Regions from separate parts of the Homo sapiens genome. Here region 2 is linked to region 1. The links are chromatin loops, found by intact Hi-C in ENCODE. Cell type or tissue: upper lobe of right lung. All regions are shown on one strand. Each heading gives the region's core, and the rest is flanking DNA. Links, peaks and the distances in the headings are about the cores only. Region 1 overlaps SV2B (synaptic vesicle glycoprotein 2B). Region 2 overlaps SV2B (synaptic vesicle glycoprotein 2B).

What was found. Peaks named below come from ENCODE experiments on the same cell type or tissue, not always from the same donor. Only the 100,000 strongest peaks of a DNase experiment are listed, where the experiment ranks them.
Region 2: it touches region 1 in a loop (4-fold over the local background); 8 of 110 quality-filtered maps call a loop at or near these places.

The regions. Positions count from the first base shown.
Region 1 is chr15:91,204,413-91,213,161 of GRCh38, forward strand. The region is part of intron 1 of SV2B (synaptic vesicle glycoprotein 2B); the gene reads left to right. Among named protein-coding and RNA genes, the nearest start is that of SV2B, 110 kb to the left of the region's middle. In upper lobe of right lung, for the core only: no CTCF peak of the experiment used is centred there; a DNase peak (open chromatin) is centred at 4,989; H3K27me3 peaks cover 119 bases.
Region 2 is chr15:91,150,502-91,159,250 of GRCh38, forward strand. The region is part of intron 1 of SV2B (synaptic vesicle glycoprotein 2B); the gene reads left to right. Among named protein-coding and RNA genes, the nearest start is that of SV2B, 55 kb to the left of the region's middle. RefSeq lists an enhancer at 4,829-6,028. In upper lobe of right lung, for the core only: no CTCF peak of the experiment used is centred there; no DNase peak of the experiment used is centred there; H3K27me3 peaks cover 1,864 bases.

The DNA of each region.
Region 1 (8,749 bases), core at 500-8,499:
TGCCTTTATTTCTTTGTTTAGAATAAAATTTAACCCACATTTGTAATGAGTTGAGAGTTGATAATAGTAGGTAGTTTTTTTTTGAGATTTACACACATCCACCAGTGCTTATCTGGCCACTTATTTCTTTTCTTCTTCTTCTTCTTTTTTTTTTTTTTTTTTGAGACAGAATCTCATTCTGTTGTCTATACTAGAGCATAGTGGCTCGGTCACAGCTCACTGTAGCCTTGAACCTCCTGGGCTCAAGTGATCCTCCCACCTCAGCCTCCTGAGTAGCTGAGACTACAGACATGAGTCACCATGCCCGGCTAATTTTTAAATTTTTTGTAGAGATGAAGTCTTGCTATGTTGTCCAGACTGGTCTCAACCTCCTGGGCCAAGTAATCCGCTCACCTCGCCTCCCAAAGTGCTGGGATTACAGGTGTGAGCCAATGCACCTGGCCCACGTACTTTCTTCTATTTCTTACCACCACCTTGTGAGCTAATTTTTACAGATGGGAAAACTGAGACTGAGAGAGCGTAGAAAACAGGTTGAAAGACCTAACTTGCATGAGGTCTTTGCTTGCATTCAAATCCAGGTTGATCTGATGCTGAAGCCTGAGCTGCTGTTTTTGTTTTCTGAAATAAGCATGTGTTAAAAGATTACAGACTCACTGTTATTTAGAAAGAAGTTTATCCATCCTTATTTCTGCTGCTGTTTTTCCTCTTTTGTCTCATTTTCTTCTAGAAAGCTTTGTTGACTTGGTAAAATGCACGTGATTCCTTTCTCTAGTGTCAACCTAAAATAACCAAAAAGCTCAGGATCCAGTTAAAAGAGTTTATTCAAGCGTGAAGTGTGAGGGCCGACATCAGGGAAGCAGAGCTACACCAAAGAATGGTGATCAGTGCTCCCAGTGTGGGGAAAAATGAGGACCATTTATCTAGGCAAAAATGGAGGTGCTGAATAGGATAACATTTCTTTTTTTTTTTTTTAAACACAGGGTCTCACTCTGTTGCCCAGGCTGGAGTACAGTGGTGATCTCGGTACACTGCAGCCTCTGCCTCCTGAGTTCAAGTGATTTTCCTGCCTCAGCCACCTGAGTAGCTGGGATTACAGGTGTGCACCACCATGCCCGGCTAATATTTGTATTTTTAGTAGAGATGGGGTTTCATCATGTTGGCCAGACTGGTCTCGAACTCTTGATATCAAGTGATCCACCCACCTCGGCCTCCCAAAGTGCTTGGATTACAGGTGTGAGCCACCACGCCCTGCCCAGGATAACAACATTTTCATACAAAGTCTAATGTAGATGTAAGATTTGATTGGCTACTATTGGTTATACTCTAAAGGGATTGCTTAACATTTTATTGCAAAGAGTCAAAAATCAGAAGGGTGTCTATCTCCAATATCATTTAGTCTAGGTTTGAATAAAGAATAGAGAGTTCAGTTAATGTATAAAATCTCAACCCAAAGGTCAGAAAGCAGCAGTCACGCACTGGAGGAGAAAAACAGCTGTGTTAGGTGAGTCAGTTTCCAGGGCTTAACTTTTCCCCTTGGCATGATACATATGGGAGGTCCTGAAATTTTAATATCTTTTTACACCAGAAACAACTACTGTTTTTGTTGTTGTGGTGGTGGTGGTTGTGGGTGGTTGTTTGTTTTTGAGACAGGGTCTTCCTCTGTTGCCCTGGCTGGAGTACAGTGGTGCAATCCTAGCTCACTGCTGCCTTGAAATCCTGGGCTCAAGCAATCCTCCTGCCTCACCCTTCTGAGTAGCTGGGACTACAGGCACATGCCACCATGCCTGGCTTTTTTTTTTTTTTTTTTTTTTCAGATACAGGTTCTCTTTGTGTAGCCCAGGCTGTTCTTGAACTCCTGGGCTCAAGTGATCCACCTGCCTTGGCCTCCCAAAGTGCTGGGATTACAGGCGTGAGCCACCGTGCCCAGCCGATGACTACTGTATTTAGTTAAGGAAGCTCCCCCTTCCAGCAGGTTCTCCATGTATACAGCCATGTGTATGGCATTGTCATACATGGGTGATGTGCTCATCCACATGGGGCTGCTCTTCAGAGGCCTGACTGTGGTTTCTATTTTGAATTTCAGTTCAGTAAAAGTCAGAAACCTCTTCAGGAATTTCTTTGGATTAGAATCAGATTAAAAACTTGCAGTTTGCTTGGGATTTGAGGAAGCCCATCCATCTGGGGAGGTTGTGGGCAATGCCTGCTTGGAAGCTAATAGTCATAAAAATGTTTTGAATGAGTGGGGTTTGGGGTGGGTGTCCATTAAAAGGATAATGGAGTTATCTTCTGGTTTGTTAGCTGGTATACTCATAGGATATAAATGTTCGACCTAGTACCTGTTATGTTTTCCCTTGACTTGATTATATTATATGACATAAAAGAGCATATTTAAATTTCAGGTGTTTAGGAGGGGAAATGTGTCCCCTGATCAACAGAGAAGTTTGAAGGCTGATGTTCGATGTTAGGATCTTTTATTTGGACACATCATCCCAAATAGAAAAGCAGATTGATGCAACCCTAAGTATATGCATTTTCCAGAGAGGCTTGAGAGAGTGAGAAGGGAGAGTTTTGGTTGAGACTGAGGGCAAGATGAAAGATGTGAAATGGGATTGTGAGCAATTTCCTTTAAAAAAATTTTTTTTTTGAGTCACCCAGGCTGGAGTGCAGAAGCATGAGATCCTAGCTCTCACTGCAGTCTTCCCGGGCTCCAGTGATCCTCCCTCCTCAGCCTCCCAAATAGCTGGGACTACAGGCACACGCCATTATGCCTGGCTTTTTTTTTTTTTTTTTTTGAGAGACGGGGTCTCACCATGTTGCTCAGGTTGATCTTGAACTTCTGAGTTCAAGCGATCCTCTTACCTTGGCCTCCCAAAGTGCTGGGATTACAGGTGTGAGTCACTGTGCCTGGTCTTAAAACAATGTTTTTTTTCTGTCGGATATCTAAAAAGGTGGGACTGAAGAATACCTTTGTGGTAGGCATTCTGTGTTAAGAGCAAAAAACTGGCTCAGGAAGGACTCTTTCTAATTCCTATACCTGAAAAAGGCCTGTGTGTGTGGTCTGTGTGGTCCCCACCAAGGAAACAATTTGTTCGCCGGCATACCAAGGGTCAATTTATCGGGGGCAATATCCACCAAGTCTGTTTGGTCAGCTTGATGTTGTAGGGAAGAAAAATAATTTCTTTTCCTCACCTATCACAAGGTTCATGGCTGACACCCCATAACCAAAGACAGAATAACAAAATAAAAGCATACCAACTTATTTAACGTAAGTTTTATGTGACACAGGAACCTTCAGAAATCATGACCCAGAGAAACAAGGGAATCTGTGTATTTTTATGGACAGTCATGCAGAAGTATGATTGGAGGGCAAAAGAGCATGCTCTATTGGTAATAAACTGGGGAGGAACTTAACAAGGCCTGTTCAGTTTCTTCTTGACAACCTATGTGACAATTCTCCCTCTCAGGTATAGGGCAGGATACCTGTCACAGGAGGGCCTTCAGGGGAGAAGTGAGGAAGAAGGTCAGAGAGTGACTTTCCCAGGTTTTATCGCCTGCATCAGGGAAGAAGGGGCAAGTGGAATTCTAGTGTCTGTGGCCCACTTCAGGGGAGAAGGGGGTCAGAGAAGGCAGAGAGGCCTTCCTACTTCTGCTGTTTTCTCAATTTCCAAGGTGCCATATTTTTGGGTAACATTTTCTGCACCCCATCAATATCGACAGTCTCACCCGCGTCTGTGATCTCAGTGGAAACAGCTGGAGCTTTCACGATGTAGTAGAAACCTAGCGGTGTCTGAGCAGCTGGTTTCAAATTCCCCAGCAGATACCACTAAGCCCTCTGCATTTTGCAAAAACTGGTGTGTCTATACCTCTATTTATATGCACAACAGCTTGCAGATAACCTCTTTTTTCTTATATCTCTCGGGGAATCATTGCTTTGTGATTTATGATGAAGAGAAAAGTGTTTTCCCCCCACCCTTGAAAATAAAACAACATGATGTTAGTTGATTTCAGAGGTGAAAGTTGCTAAAGATCATTTTGCTAATGACAGTTTCATATTCATGGAACACAGAAAACATCATGTATTTGGTTTCAAGACTCCGGATGACAGCAGCAGGCAGCTCTGGGGGTGGACCCTGGATGATGCCTGATGCAGGAATTGTCCTTCATGCAGCATGTTGCAGTGATGTGCCATCTGTTTCTAGGATGAGTCTAGTAGCTATTGAAGAGCCTACAACAATATTCCTGCCAGGTCTTCTCAAAAATTCATCTTTCCCCCTCCTTGTATATGACAACCCTCTATGTAAGAAAGCAATTTAGCAATAGGAGGGCAATGAAGATGCATCTTTTAAAAAAATGATCTTCTCCCTGTCACCCAGCTGGGTGGCTCACTCACACTCATCTCCTTCTTCTGCTCCATTCAGGACTCCAAAACATAACAGTGTTGGAGTTCATTTCAGTATCCACGGACAGTTTAAATGATGCCACAATGGATTACGTGGGTTTCCACTATTCTTGGCTTCAGTTGTGCAGGAATGCAATCTTCTTCTTTTTCTTTGGTAATAATTTATTTATTATGTACCTGTCAGTGCCAGGTCCTGCTTCCTGCTACATAGGTGACAGAAGAGTCAGAGATAGACTCTGTCCTCAAGTTGCTTGCCAGTTAGCCATCAGTTACAATGAGTGACTGTGGCAGTACTGTTTTTTGTTTTTTTTTTTTTTTTTTTTTTTTTGAGACAGAGTCTTGCTCTGTTGCCCAGGCTGGAGTGCAGTGGCATGATCTCAGTTCACTGCAACCTCTGCCTCCCAGGTTCAAGTGATCCTCCTGCCTCAGCCTCCCAACTAGCTGGGATTAGAGGCATGTGCCACCATGCCCAGCTAATTTTTGTATTTTTAGTAGAGACAGGGTTTCAGCATGCTGGCCAGGCTGGTCTTGAACTCCTGACCTCAGGTGATGCCCCCACCTCGGCCTCCCAAAGTGCTGGGATTAGAGGTGTGAGCCACTGCGCCTGGCTGGCAGTACTAGTTTTGATGGCTTAAGCAGAGTTTTCGAGTGTTGACATTATTTGGAATCTTTCCTTGCCAAATATGTAGGAGTAATTTGAATAGGAAAGCCAAACAGTTGAAAAGGCATGTTGAGGAATTTCATCACACTATTAGCTGAGCTTGTCAGGTGCCAGACTGAGATAATATGTGATATTCTGTAATATATGGGGAAGCCCAGATATGACTGCAGAGACAGCCAGGTAGAGACCTGGGTTTGAATCTAGCTCTGCCTCTCTCCAGGGGTATGACGTTGGGCAAATCTCTTGGCCTTTCTCAGCTCCTGTTACCTAAACCCAAATTCTCAGGTCTTTGAAAGAATTAAATGAGATCGTGAGTGAGAAGCTCCTGACATAAACTACAAGTTCATTAAAGGTTTTCTTCCTTTCCCCTTATCTTTCTTCGTTACTCCAGGATTTGGAGCAGAGCCCAGAACTGCACAAAACACTAGGCTTTAGCACTAAATATGTTTGCATTCCTGGCAACACATTACCCTTTTCTAATTACAAAGTTTATAATTTGCCTAAGCTGAATTGGGGAAGAGAATGGGGAGATGGAGGGGGACTAATTATAGAGCAGGGATCTGTTGGAGTGGGGCTTGTGAGTGTCCAGGCAGGAGAGAACCACAGGGCCAATGACACCCGGGGGCTGAGTCTATGGCAGGATAATTAGGAGATGGAGATAGGAATTGGAACACAGTGAGGTGAATTTAAACAAAAATTATTATTTCGGGTAACTAGATGGGACTGCAAGATAATCTGTGAGGCCACTACTGATAATTTCCCCAGTGAGAAATGATGGGGAGGTTTCCAGAGGCTGGGAGAGCTGTAGACTGACAGTCTATGAGGTGGAGCCGTAACTGGGCAGCAGGGACCGGGGTCCCGAACCAAGCAGGAGGTGGTAAGTAGTTCGGTCTAAGCTGCGGAGAGTACAGATGGCAGGCAATCCTAGAGGACAGGGAATTTCCACGGCTGGGTTATTGCAAGGCTAGACTGCAGCAAAGGGCAGGGTAGTTTCAAGAAAGGCTAAAGTCAGAGCAGAGGCAAATTGAGACATAAAGAGGTGGTTTTTCTAGCCTGCCAGCTGCTCTCAGACTTGCATCTGGGGTGTGTTGGGGAATGATCCTGGATCCTCCTTGATATCATCCCTTCTAGCCTGCCCATCTCCCAGCCTCCCTTAACCTCGGTAACTCCTACATCTGTATCCACAAAGTTTCTTGAGTCTTTTAGGAAGAGATCAAATTTCCAGCCAGTGTCCCCTATTGGAGCAATGCATCTCCTCAGTTTCATGCCAGCTTTGAGTTTTTACTGGTTTTGATATGCCTCCAAAGGTTCAAACGAACCAGAAGCTAGAGAATATCTTATGTGTGAAGAGAGAGCCCTTTCTTTATAGAAAGTCTACTGTTCTTAGGCTTATTAAAATATCTGTTCACTGGACTGTACGGGACATGAGGGCAGGAGCTTGTTTTATTCTCCTGGGTGCTCCCAGCGCCTGGCATAGGCCCTCCAGGCAGTAGGTGCCCCTGAAGTGTTGGAGGAATCAATGCCTGCCATTGATGAAGACAGTGAAGTAAGGCCACACCCCTAGGGAGGGACGACCAGAAAAGGAGAAAATGAAGTTGGAGAGGTGGGCAGGGTGTCATTCAGCAAGGGTCCTGTATGGCCAAATCAACGGCAGTAGTTTCGAAGCCGCTAAGAGAGTTTAGGCCATGAGGCGGGGGCTGATGGTGTCAGGGAACTGAGGTGAGAGCTGTGCTAAGGCAGTGCCAGTGGAATGGAGTGAAGGGCTCATTCCCAGAACTTCCTTCCTTGCTAGTCTCAGAATTTAAAAGCTAGAAGTGTCAGCAGGCAGAGTTTGTCAACCTCATGAGAAGGGGATCATGGGTGTGTGGCCTTCTCTTTGATGACTCATTTGATGATAGCCATGGCAGTCTTCAGGATCACACTCAATTCTGCCATTGGCTTAGTGGCTTAAACTCTTCTTCTTCTCCTTCTTCTTCCATCTTCTTCCTCCTCTTCCTCTTCCTCCGCTGCTGCTGCTGCTGCTTCTTCTTCTTCCTTTTTTTTTTTTTTTTGTTGGAGTCTCGCTCTGTCGCCCAGGCTGGAGTACAGTGGCGCAGTCTCGGCTCACTGCAACCTCTGCCTTCCGGGTTCAAGCAATTCTTCTGCCTCAGCCTCCTGAGTAGCTGGAATTACAGGTGCCCACCACCACACCCAGCTAATTTTTGTATTTTTAGTAGAGACAGGGTTTCACCATATTGGCTAGGCTGGTCTCAAACTCCTGACCTCATAATCCACCCGCCTCAGCCTCCCAAAGTGCTGGGATTACAGGCATGAGCCACCTCGCCTGGGCTTTTTTTTTTTTTTTTTTTTTTGAGTTGGAGGTCTCACTGTGTTGCCCAAGCTGGTCTCGAACTCCTGGCCTCTAGAGATCCTCCCGCATCAGCCTCCCAAAGTGCAGGGATTATAGGCGTGTGCCACTGCACCCAGATGTTCAGTATTTTTAAACTAGACTTTCAGCCAGAAGAATTATTTTTGAATCAACTCTACTGTGAGAAAAAAAAATGCATGTTGAAATGCCCACCAGGTTATAACATCTCTTCTTTGCTCTGGGAGATTGAAGTGCATCAGAAATATGACCTGTTTCTAGATGCTCTCTTAGATAAACCTATGTTGTGTGCCATGAGCCTCCAGGTAGATTTGTGCAACAGCAGAGGCTTCCATTTCAATAGCTCTGACTTTTCTTTCCAAAGAAATATTGCTTCTCAGGAAAAACAAAAGCAAGAATGAAAACTCTCCAGAAAACTTGCTCTCTTTCTTCCTTGGGCTTACCCCAAATCTATCTCTGTGGGCTTCACTTTTCAAGTTTTAGGTGTCAATTAGCCGGCCCTCTGTTGTTACTGAAGCTCCTTTCCAACCTGGCCCTACCTTCCTTCCTACCTATGTCTGCTGCCTTCCCACTAAAGTCCCTGTGTGCTCCTGCTAGAGTCACTGGCCCCCATGTGAGTCCCATCATTAGGTAACTTGACAGGACTCAAGTTTGCTAAGATTCACTGTTTAATTCTGTCAGTCTTAGCATTTACTTAGGGCACACGTGTTCCTGCGTCATCATACAGGGATATGTTCAGTTGTTGCTTACAGTAAGTGCTCTTTGTTGGGTGTATTTAATGGCAAGGTAAAGTGGAATTGTAGAGGGATGTTCTGGTAGAGAATAAAGGAAGCTGGCTGGCCACGGTGGCTCACTCCTGTAGTCCCAGCACTTTGGGAGGCCGAGGTAGGAGAATCGCTTGAGCCCAGGAGTTTGAGACCAGCCTGGGAAACACAGTGAGACCCTGTCTCTATAAAAAAATTTTTAAAAAATAAGAAAAAGAAAAAAATATTTTAAAAAAGAAAGTGACTTTAAAAAGAGAAGCTGAGCACGGTGGCTCATGTCTGTAATCCCAGCACTAAGGTAGCCCGAGGCAAGGGGATCACTTGAGGCCAGGAGTTTGAGACCAGCCTGGCCAACATGGTGAAACCCTGTCTCTACTAAAAAAAAAAAAAAAAATACGAAAATTAGCTGGGCATGGTGGCTCACACCTGTAATCCCAGCTGCTTGGGAGGCTGAGGCAAGAGAATCACTTGAACCTGGGAGGTGGAGGTTGCAGTGAACTGAGATCGTGCCACTGCACTCCAGCCTGGGTGGTGGAGTGAGACCCTGTCTCAGAAAAATA
Region 2 (8,749 bases), core at 588-8,587, 54 kb before region 1:
ACTTGGCTCTCTTTTGTCCTTCTGTTATTAAAATTAATACACACTTGGATTTGTTTGTGAATGCCCCTCTTCTTCTTTGGACTTGCTCCTGATCCCTAGCTCCTGCTGGGAGGAGGACCAGCTGTCCATATTTCTGCCCCAGTGTCTGCTTCCATAAGCAGATGGGTGGGCACAAATTGTAAGGAAACGAATTCCATCATATTTTCTGTCCTGGGAATTTAGTTCTGAGGCTCTGAGAGACTGAAATAGTCATACTGTGGCAAATCATGCCACAAAATCATGTCTGAGCCTTAGATATGGGTGCAGAGGAGCTTGTAGTGAGCAGAGAGCAGGCAGATGCTTGTGAGGAAGCAGAGACAAGAGAACAGATGGCTCCATGGGGAAGGAGTTTTGAATTCTGCACCCCCACCCCTCTGCTCCTGGGCTAGACTTTCCTCCCCTTGCCTAGGAGACTCATATGATTATGATGAAAGAAACCCCCTTACGCGTGTAGCCTGGGAGGGGGCATGGGTTCCTTTTCATCCAGATGATCCTCAGTCAAGATGATTTAGGTGAGAGCCTGTGGGCTTTGACCATGGAGCTGCCTCACCATGAGCGTGGAGCTCTGCCCTGTGCTGAGATGGAAGACTAACAGTTAAGCACATGTGTGCACATTCAAGCCTGTGTGTCTATTCACAAAACTGATCAGGGCCAAAACTCCCCATTGAAACAAAACAAAAGCACAACCATCTGAAGAGAAAAACCATGTCATTAATGGTTACACAGAAAAATTGAGTCAAATTACCAGGTGGCTTCCATAGAAAAGTTAAACTGCAGCTTTATAATTTGGTCATAATATCCCCAGGGAGCCTGTTGTGATTTATTTGCTTGTTTATTTTGAAAGATAAAGAGTACCTCCAAAAGCCTGAATAACAAAAGTTAAATATAAACCACTTTAGCCTAATCAGCCTGAGACCACTAAGGACCAATCTACAGCCCAAGAAAGTCAGATTTATTGATCCATTTTCATGATGGAGGCTGCATGCCTGAAGGGCCATTGGACATCTCACCAAACACAGGGAAAGATAGAATTATTCTACAGTTTTCAAGAAGGCTAAAATTTAGGTAAAATGAAAATAAAGCTTAAAAGCAAAGCAGTGCTGGGTATAGAGGGGTCTGGACTGTAAATTGAACCCAGGCTCCCATTTCCTTGGAAATGACAAGGTTAAGGTAAATGTGAGTGTTTTCGTCAGAAACCCCTTATATGAAGCTTTGTATCTGGGCTGGAAATCAAAGCTGCTTCTCTGTGTCAAAGTGACTTAGGTCTTCCAGGCAAGAGTGAGATGGTTCATTCCTACTCATACAATTTCCAACAGTGAAGTTTCTGATAGTCACTGATTTTAGATATCAAGGCTTTTCAGGATGCAAGAAAACAGTAGTTACTCAAAGAAGGTTATTATGTGTGGTGTGTCCTTGGTAGAAATATCATTTCCTGGTATACTTTGCAAGTAGCTTTATCTATGTCTGTTATCCCAGCCTGATGAATGTCAGGACAAATGTTTATTTTGTCAATCTGAGTTAATTTTTACTCTTTTTTTTTTTTTTTGCCAAAGAGTGAGCAGCAGCAAGATTTATTGCAAAGAGCAAAAGAGCAAAGCTTCCACAGTGTGGAAGGGGACCCAAGCGGGTTGCCCAGTTTTTACTCTTTAAAAAAATCGTTGAGGCTCTTTGCGAGAGAATGAGTCAATGTTCTTTGTTTTTTCCAGAACTTGTGAATAGATTTTTGTAAAACTTGTGAGAACTCACAGCTATTCTCTATGAACACACATGGTTAATGGTGTTTGGAGGAGCTGGGTGGGAGCTGCCAGCTTTGCTGATATCGCAGCTGGGATTTCCCAGCCTTGAGAGGTGGCATAACACAGGGCACTGTTCCCACCTTTGAGTCTCTTGGGCTTCACTTTCCTGATCTTTTTCCATATGAGGGAACATGTATTATTATTTACTTAATTTTTAAGAAGTGAATTTACATCTTGTCCTTAAATAGATGCATTACAAAGTAAAGCTTTTAATCACTGCCATAACAGGAAAAACAGTATTGCTTTCATATATTCAAAGTAACCATAGGAAAGAAATTAAATGATACCTGGTATCACTTCTTTTTATCATCTATTGCTTGTCAAATTGTGTAAGTTTGGCTTGTGTTACCTTTAAAAAAGGGAATGTGGGGTGAGGAAGATATTAGCAAAGGTCAGAAAGGAAACAGAAAGGAAAGAGGTTTTCTTTCTGAGCTTCCTTTCATCCCACAGCACCAACTAAGACTTTCTCCATGATTAGATAGATAAAAGAGTTAAAAGAGGAGACTCATACCATGTATCTTAGTCCATTTTGTACTGCCATAACAAAATACCTGAGACCGGGCAATTTACAAACAATAGAAATCTATTTCTCACAGTTCTGGAGGCTGAGGAGTCCATGATCATGGTGTCAGCAGATTCGTGTCTGGAGGGGGAATCTCTGCCTCCTAGTTGGTGCCTTCCAAGATGGTGCTGGGTTCTCATGTGATGGAAATGGTGAACTCTGCCCTGACATGCAGAAGGGCTAAAGGGATGAATGCTCTGTCCTTATATGGCAGGGGAGATGGAGGGATCAGGCAGCTCTCTGAAGCCTCTTTTAGAAGAGCATTAATCCCATTCACAAGGTGGAGCCCTCGTGACTTACTTACTTCACCTCCACCTCTTAATACTATCATCTTAGGGGTTAAGTTCCAACGTATGACTTTTGGGGGGACAAATACATTCGAACCATAGCAGCAGGATTCACTATTGGACCACGTCACATCATCTCTGGTGCCAGCGTCACTGTGTGTCCCACCCTTGGGAAACTAGCATTGCATCTCGGGAGCTCTGGCTGCTCGGCCACAGGCTCAGGATGGAATCAGGTGCCACCACGTTTTAGGTCTGTGACCTTGGGGCAGGCATTTAGCTTCCCCAAGGCTCAATTTCCCCATCCCTCATGGGGATAGTAGTTGTTATTACCTCGTATGATTGCTTTGAGGATTTAATAAGCTGATTCATGGAAAACTGTTAGCTCCATGTCTGTCATAGACAGTTTTCCACAGCTCTGAGCTCTGATGCTGAGATAAGCTTGTGTCATGCACCTGCCAAGGGCCGGTGCCTGGGTGGATTTTAGAGGTCACATCTGGGTCACAAAGGATGTCCATCCAAATGGACCAGGAGGGGGAAGTCAAGCTGACTGCTGAGGGTCAGTTCCTATTGTGTCAAGTGGTAAAGTCAGGCTGGAGACAAGGGTCAAAGAATTATGTGAGGGCAGGGGCAGGGGCAGGGGCAGGGGACAGTAACACAACATCTGCCAAGAGTCAAGACACAGCCTCTCTGCAAATGTAGGCAGGCCATGCTGAGGTGTGTCTGAGGTTTCTCTAGTCTCCTGTGGTCTGAGGGGGGACATCCCAACTAAGGGAGACACAGCTTCTCTAATCCTAGCTCCCAAGAGACAGTTATAGGGCCACTGTTCTCATCTCTGGAAAAAGACTATAGAATAATGTAAAGAGACTCTTTTGTAAGGGTCTCTTTATATTATTTTATAGTATAAATGTTAATTTATAATATAAATTATTTTATATCAATATATTAATATTTGATATTAATTTATATTATAAAATTATATTATAGATTATAAATATAAATTATATTATAAAATTATATTATAAAGTAATATAAAGATACTTTTTTATAGACCAGTTTAGGGCCACTGGTCTCATCTCTGGAAAGAGACTATTTGGATGTCATGCATTCATCTTTTTGTAGGCCTACTATGTGCCGGATGCAGTGCCAGGCACTAGACATGGTAGCACAAAAACATGGTTGGCCAGGAAGGCTTAGGGTCAGGGGTCCAGGAGATACTAAGATTAAGTGACAGAAATGGAATATTAGACAGGCAGATTGTGGAAGGAGCAGGGAGGGACACAGGATGGGCAGAAGCCTGGACCCCACTTGGCTGTGTAGCGTCAGGTATTGATCTCAGCGTCTGTCCATGTCCTCCTGCTGTGGGATGAATATGACCTTATTTAGATACGGGGTTTTTGCAGACGTAACCAAGTTAATTTGAGGTCATAGTGGATTAGAGTGGGCCCTATTCCAATGACTGGTGTCCTTATAAGAAAAGGAAAATTTGAATACAGAGACACACACAGAGGGAAGATGGCCACGTGATGACAGAAGTAGAGATTGGAGCAATGAAGCTGCAAGGTATGGGCTGTCCACAGGAAGAGGCAAGGCAAGATTGTTCCTTTGGAGGGAGATGGCCCTGCTGACATCTTGATTTTGACTTCTAGGGTCCAGAAATGTGAGAGAGGAAATTTCTGTTGTTTTAAGCCACCCAGGTTTGCAGTACCCAAGAGCATGGTTCCTTGGGGAGGTGCCTGTGAGCAGGATGACTGAGTAAACAAGTAAACTTGTTTACTGATGACTCAGTAAACGAGTGGACTGAGGTCTCTGCCTTTCTGTGCCTATTACTGATTTTTTGTTATTGATGAGTCCCTTTCCTCAAACTCCTGAATATCCCAAAGTACCGCTTCTGGCCCCATCCCTGGGACTCTGATTCTTCCCACTCATGGACAACTCTCCTTCCAGCTCCACCTTTCACTATCCAAGAGAAGCCATAGAAAATAGAAGGCAGGAGCCCTGGAGCAAAATGGGGAAAGGGAAGGGCGTGGTTAAGGTAGGAGGAGTAACCTGCAGGGGAGGAAGAAGGTGTAAGGAATGGAATCCTTTTCTGCAGAGTCAAGAGCAGACCACTTGTGTTTCAGGATCCTATGCCAGTGAGTATTAACTGTAGATGGACGTGGTACTGACACACCAGTTCTTTCCCAGCTTAGCCATCTTCTCTGCCTGGTCACCAGCATGTGGCTTTAGAAATACTTCTTGCTTAAATGGCAGATTAAATAATTTTATTCAATGTTTACCTAGATCCTGGGGCAAGAAACCAGCATTCCTTGTATAGATTTTGCTTCCTGGCCTCTTCTGGACCCCAAGATGCAGGAGAGGACTTTCTGTCTGAGTCCATGGATCAGGGCATGTGGCCAGAGGTCTCGTGTCTCATGACTGAGTGTTTTACCAGAGATCCGAGGGTCAGGGCTGGGGACTGATTTCTCTCTCCGCTGCTTGTTGCAGGAGGATGCCCTACTCCCTCACAGTAGCCTTTATGAAAAGAAAAAAAACTGGTGAGTCAAACTGCATTTTATCTAAAGAGGAAGCTTAAAATAATCTGAGCCATTTGACAAAACTAGAAGGATCAGATCTCAGGTTTTTGATCTTATGTGGGTGGTCATTGTTCCAGACCGTTAAGGTAGATAGTTGTCTGGACTCAGTGGAACCTCATGCATTTTAAGAGTCCCTGAAACCCACGTGGCCACTCTGTAGACTTACATTTACCGTGACTCTCAACACCATATTCTCTCTTTCCAAGAAATCATGGGCCCAGACATTGATATTCTGATGAGCTGATATAGAAATAAATTTCAGGCAGAGGGGTTTGGTTGGAGAGAAGCAAGAAGGTCAAGCAGAAACAAGGAATGGAAAAGTGTTTTATGTTCGTGTCAGAGGAGCTTCCAGATCACTCCAGGCTGGGGCTTGGGGATGAATGTCTCATAGGGACTTGACTTCAAGACCCAGGGACTTAAAAGTAGACATTTAGGAAAAGAAATGCCTCAGTAAGCTTGCATTCTCTGTGCCAAATTGTAAGGAAAGGGTATAGATAGGCTTCTTTCCTTCCTTCCCTAGAGTGGGACAAGAGGCCCAGTGTGACTCCACGGACTTCTGAGAGATGGGTTCTCTTGTGCAGGGCCACTTGATGAACACGTGCACCTCAAAAAGGCTAATAAGAGATTTGGGGAATTCCAGTGTCGGAGAGGTGTGACTCAGCCAACCGAAAACATTTTAAGCACCAGATTCGTGAAAGCTCAGAAAAATCAAGCTCTAGCCTTAAACAAAATGGCAGGTAGGAATCAGGAGCTGAAGCCAAGGGTATGGTAATGGGAGAAAGTCCAGCAGCCTGGGAGCAGGTTAGTGATGGGAAGCTGCGCAGGAGAGACCCATGCTAATAGCTCTAGGCTGCCAGCCTTCATGGCCATTGGCCTGGCTTAAACATACATACAGGGTCAAGCATTCATCCCTTTCTGGAAATCTCTAGTTGAAAACAAACTCAGACAAATCATTTTCTATCAATTTAGAGTGAAAACCAAAATCCCCAGAGTAACTCAATATCACCTGCCTTGATCACTTCCTGGAAAACCTCCAGGGTGCAGTATCTTTGCAACCCATTGTTCTCAGGCATAAACTTCTCTGGCTTATAAACCACATGGAGAACAATCTACCTCCTTTTTGTGGGCTGCTAATTGCAATTTTTGTTTTTACGTAAAGTGTCGGGACAGATGCTTTATTCAGAAAGTAAAGCCTCAGATAAACAGATGTGTAGGCGCAAGCTCATTGCTTGCTGCCCAGGGCTCTCTATAGCTGCATTTGACTCCCAGCTGTAGACTAAGTCAGTCAGGGAATGGTTAAGGCCCTGTGCGTATCAAACACTGAAATCATGGGAGCAGGTTAAAGAGGGGGAAGCTGAGCTTGGAAATGCAAAGTAGGATTTGGGAAGGATTTTTACCTTTTTCCCATTTCTACTCGTCAAAGTCTGCAGAACCTTCCGGGAAGCATGTCCTGGAGTGATTGGGAGTCAAATCACTTGGGATGCACAGGGAAGGAATGGTTTCTGTCTTAGATAATCTCTGTGAGGCTCCAAGAAAAAGGTGTGAAATCAAGGGAGGTGTCCTAGATCAACAGAAGGATGGGTTCAAAGCCCCATGGGAGACCCAGCTGCTTTGTTCCTCTTTTTCCTTCTCTTCTCTACCTGCCCATCCCCCACAAGAGGAAATGTTAACATTTCCCTCATTTCTTCCTGGCTGTAGGATAATTTTGGCCAGAGTAACAATCTTAAAACATAGCCTTCTTTGTGATGCTCTCTCGATAAAAAATAATGAAACAAATGCTTTTGCTGCTTACAATATGTTAGGCACTGTTTTAAGCTCTTTGCACATTCTAAGTCATTTATTTCTCACAACAACACTGTGATGCAGATGCCATTATCATCCCTGTTTTAGAGAGGGAGGGGAGAACTGAGGCATAGGGAGGTTAATTAACTTGTACCAGGTCATAGTGCTAAGTGGCAGAGCCAGGATTTGAACCTAGAATCTAGATCAAGATCCGTGCTTTTTTCTCCACTCTGCCTATAGGACAAAGAACAAGTGTATTAGTCTGGCATTCAGTGTCTTCCACCACCTGAGCCCTGTCTACTTTGTCCTTTGTGTATACTTCAAAATACTCTGTGTGCCTCCCACAGACCAGGAGATTTCTTAGCTCCACCTAGAGAGTTCCCTCTGACCTTCTAGGTCTGTCTGGTTCCAGGAATGCAGGTGGGGAGCACTGGTTTTGGATTCAGGGGATTTGGTTGAGTCCCCATTTTGTTCTGACCTCTGTATGTCCATGGGCCTATGGGCTTCCCTCTCTTGTCCTCAGTTTGTTTACCTGTTGCTGTGGTTTGGATATGGTTCGTTGGTCCTCACCAAAGCTCATGTTGAAATTTGACTCCCAATGTGATGGTGTTGGGAGATGGGGCCTAATGAGAGGTGTTTGGGTCAAGAGGGCTCTGCCCTTGTTGGGTGTCTTGGTGCTGTTGTCTCAATAATAAGTTCTCTCTCTGGCAAGACATGGGTTTCAGCACTTGTTCTTCCCCTTCCTAGATGTGTGACTTTGGGCAAGTTACTTAACTCTTGTCATCCAAATTTTATTCTCTAATCTGGGCTAGGGGGATTACAAGGTGATGGGGGACCCTTGAATGAATGAATGAGGCAATATGTGGTTTTATTTATTTGTTTTGCAGAGAGCTCACTTTGGAGTAGCACAAACGAAGGATTAGAGGGGAACAATCCAGGAAGCGGAGTGACCAGTTAGGATGCTGTTGTAGTCAGTGTACATGATGTGGCTTTGTAGTTAGTGACAAGAGTGCCTGTCTTGTTGGGCTAGTGGGGTAGGGGAGGGGGTGCTGATTAAGGCCTAGAGAAAGGGTGGCCTTTTCTTTTATTTTCCCTCTTCTCTTCTCTTCTCTTCTCTTCTCTTCTCTTCTCTTCTCTTCTCTTCTCTTCTCTTCTCTTCTCTCCTCTCCTCTCCTCTCCTCTCCTCTCTTCTCCTCTTTTTTCTCTCTCTGCCTCACTGTCTCTCTCTCTTGCTCCCTGTCTCCTCCCTCCCTTTGTTCTTTCCTCTCTTCCTTCTTTCTAAAAAATTTTGCACAATGTTACCCCCAATCTCTAGGCTGTGTATCGTTGGAGCTGAGTCTCCTTAGAGGGGTAACTTTTCTAACCAGTTTGCCCTTTTGCAAATTTAGTTCAAGGTACTCTAATAAGGTTGTAGGCAGTCCTGGTTGTGCTAATGTAGGAAAGAATGAAATGAGGCTGCTTAAAGGCAGTTTGGGCTTGGGAGACAGGGTGGCCGGGCGTGATGAGGCTGAGTAGATGAAAAGTAGCCCTTTTCATCAAGAGCACTAGAAATCAGTCTCCAAGAGCATGTTGAGGAGCTGCTGCCTTACTTTGCTTTAGAGAGCTCAGCTACTTTAGCATTTTGACTTGATGCTGATTTGCCAAGCTCCCCACCACCTCAGCTTCTCTGTCCTGCAGCTTGGCTTCCTTTCTGGGCTTAGCGGAAGAGCC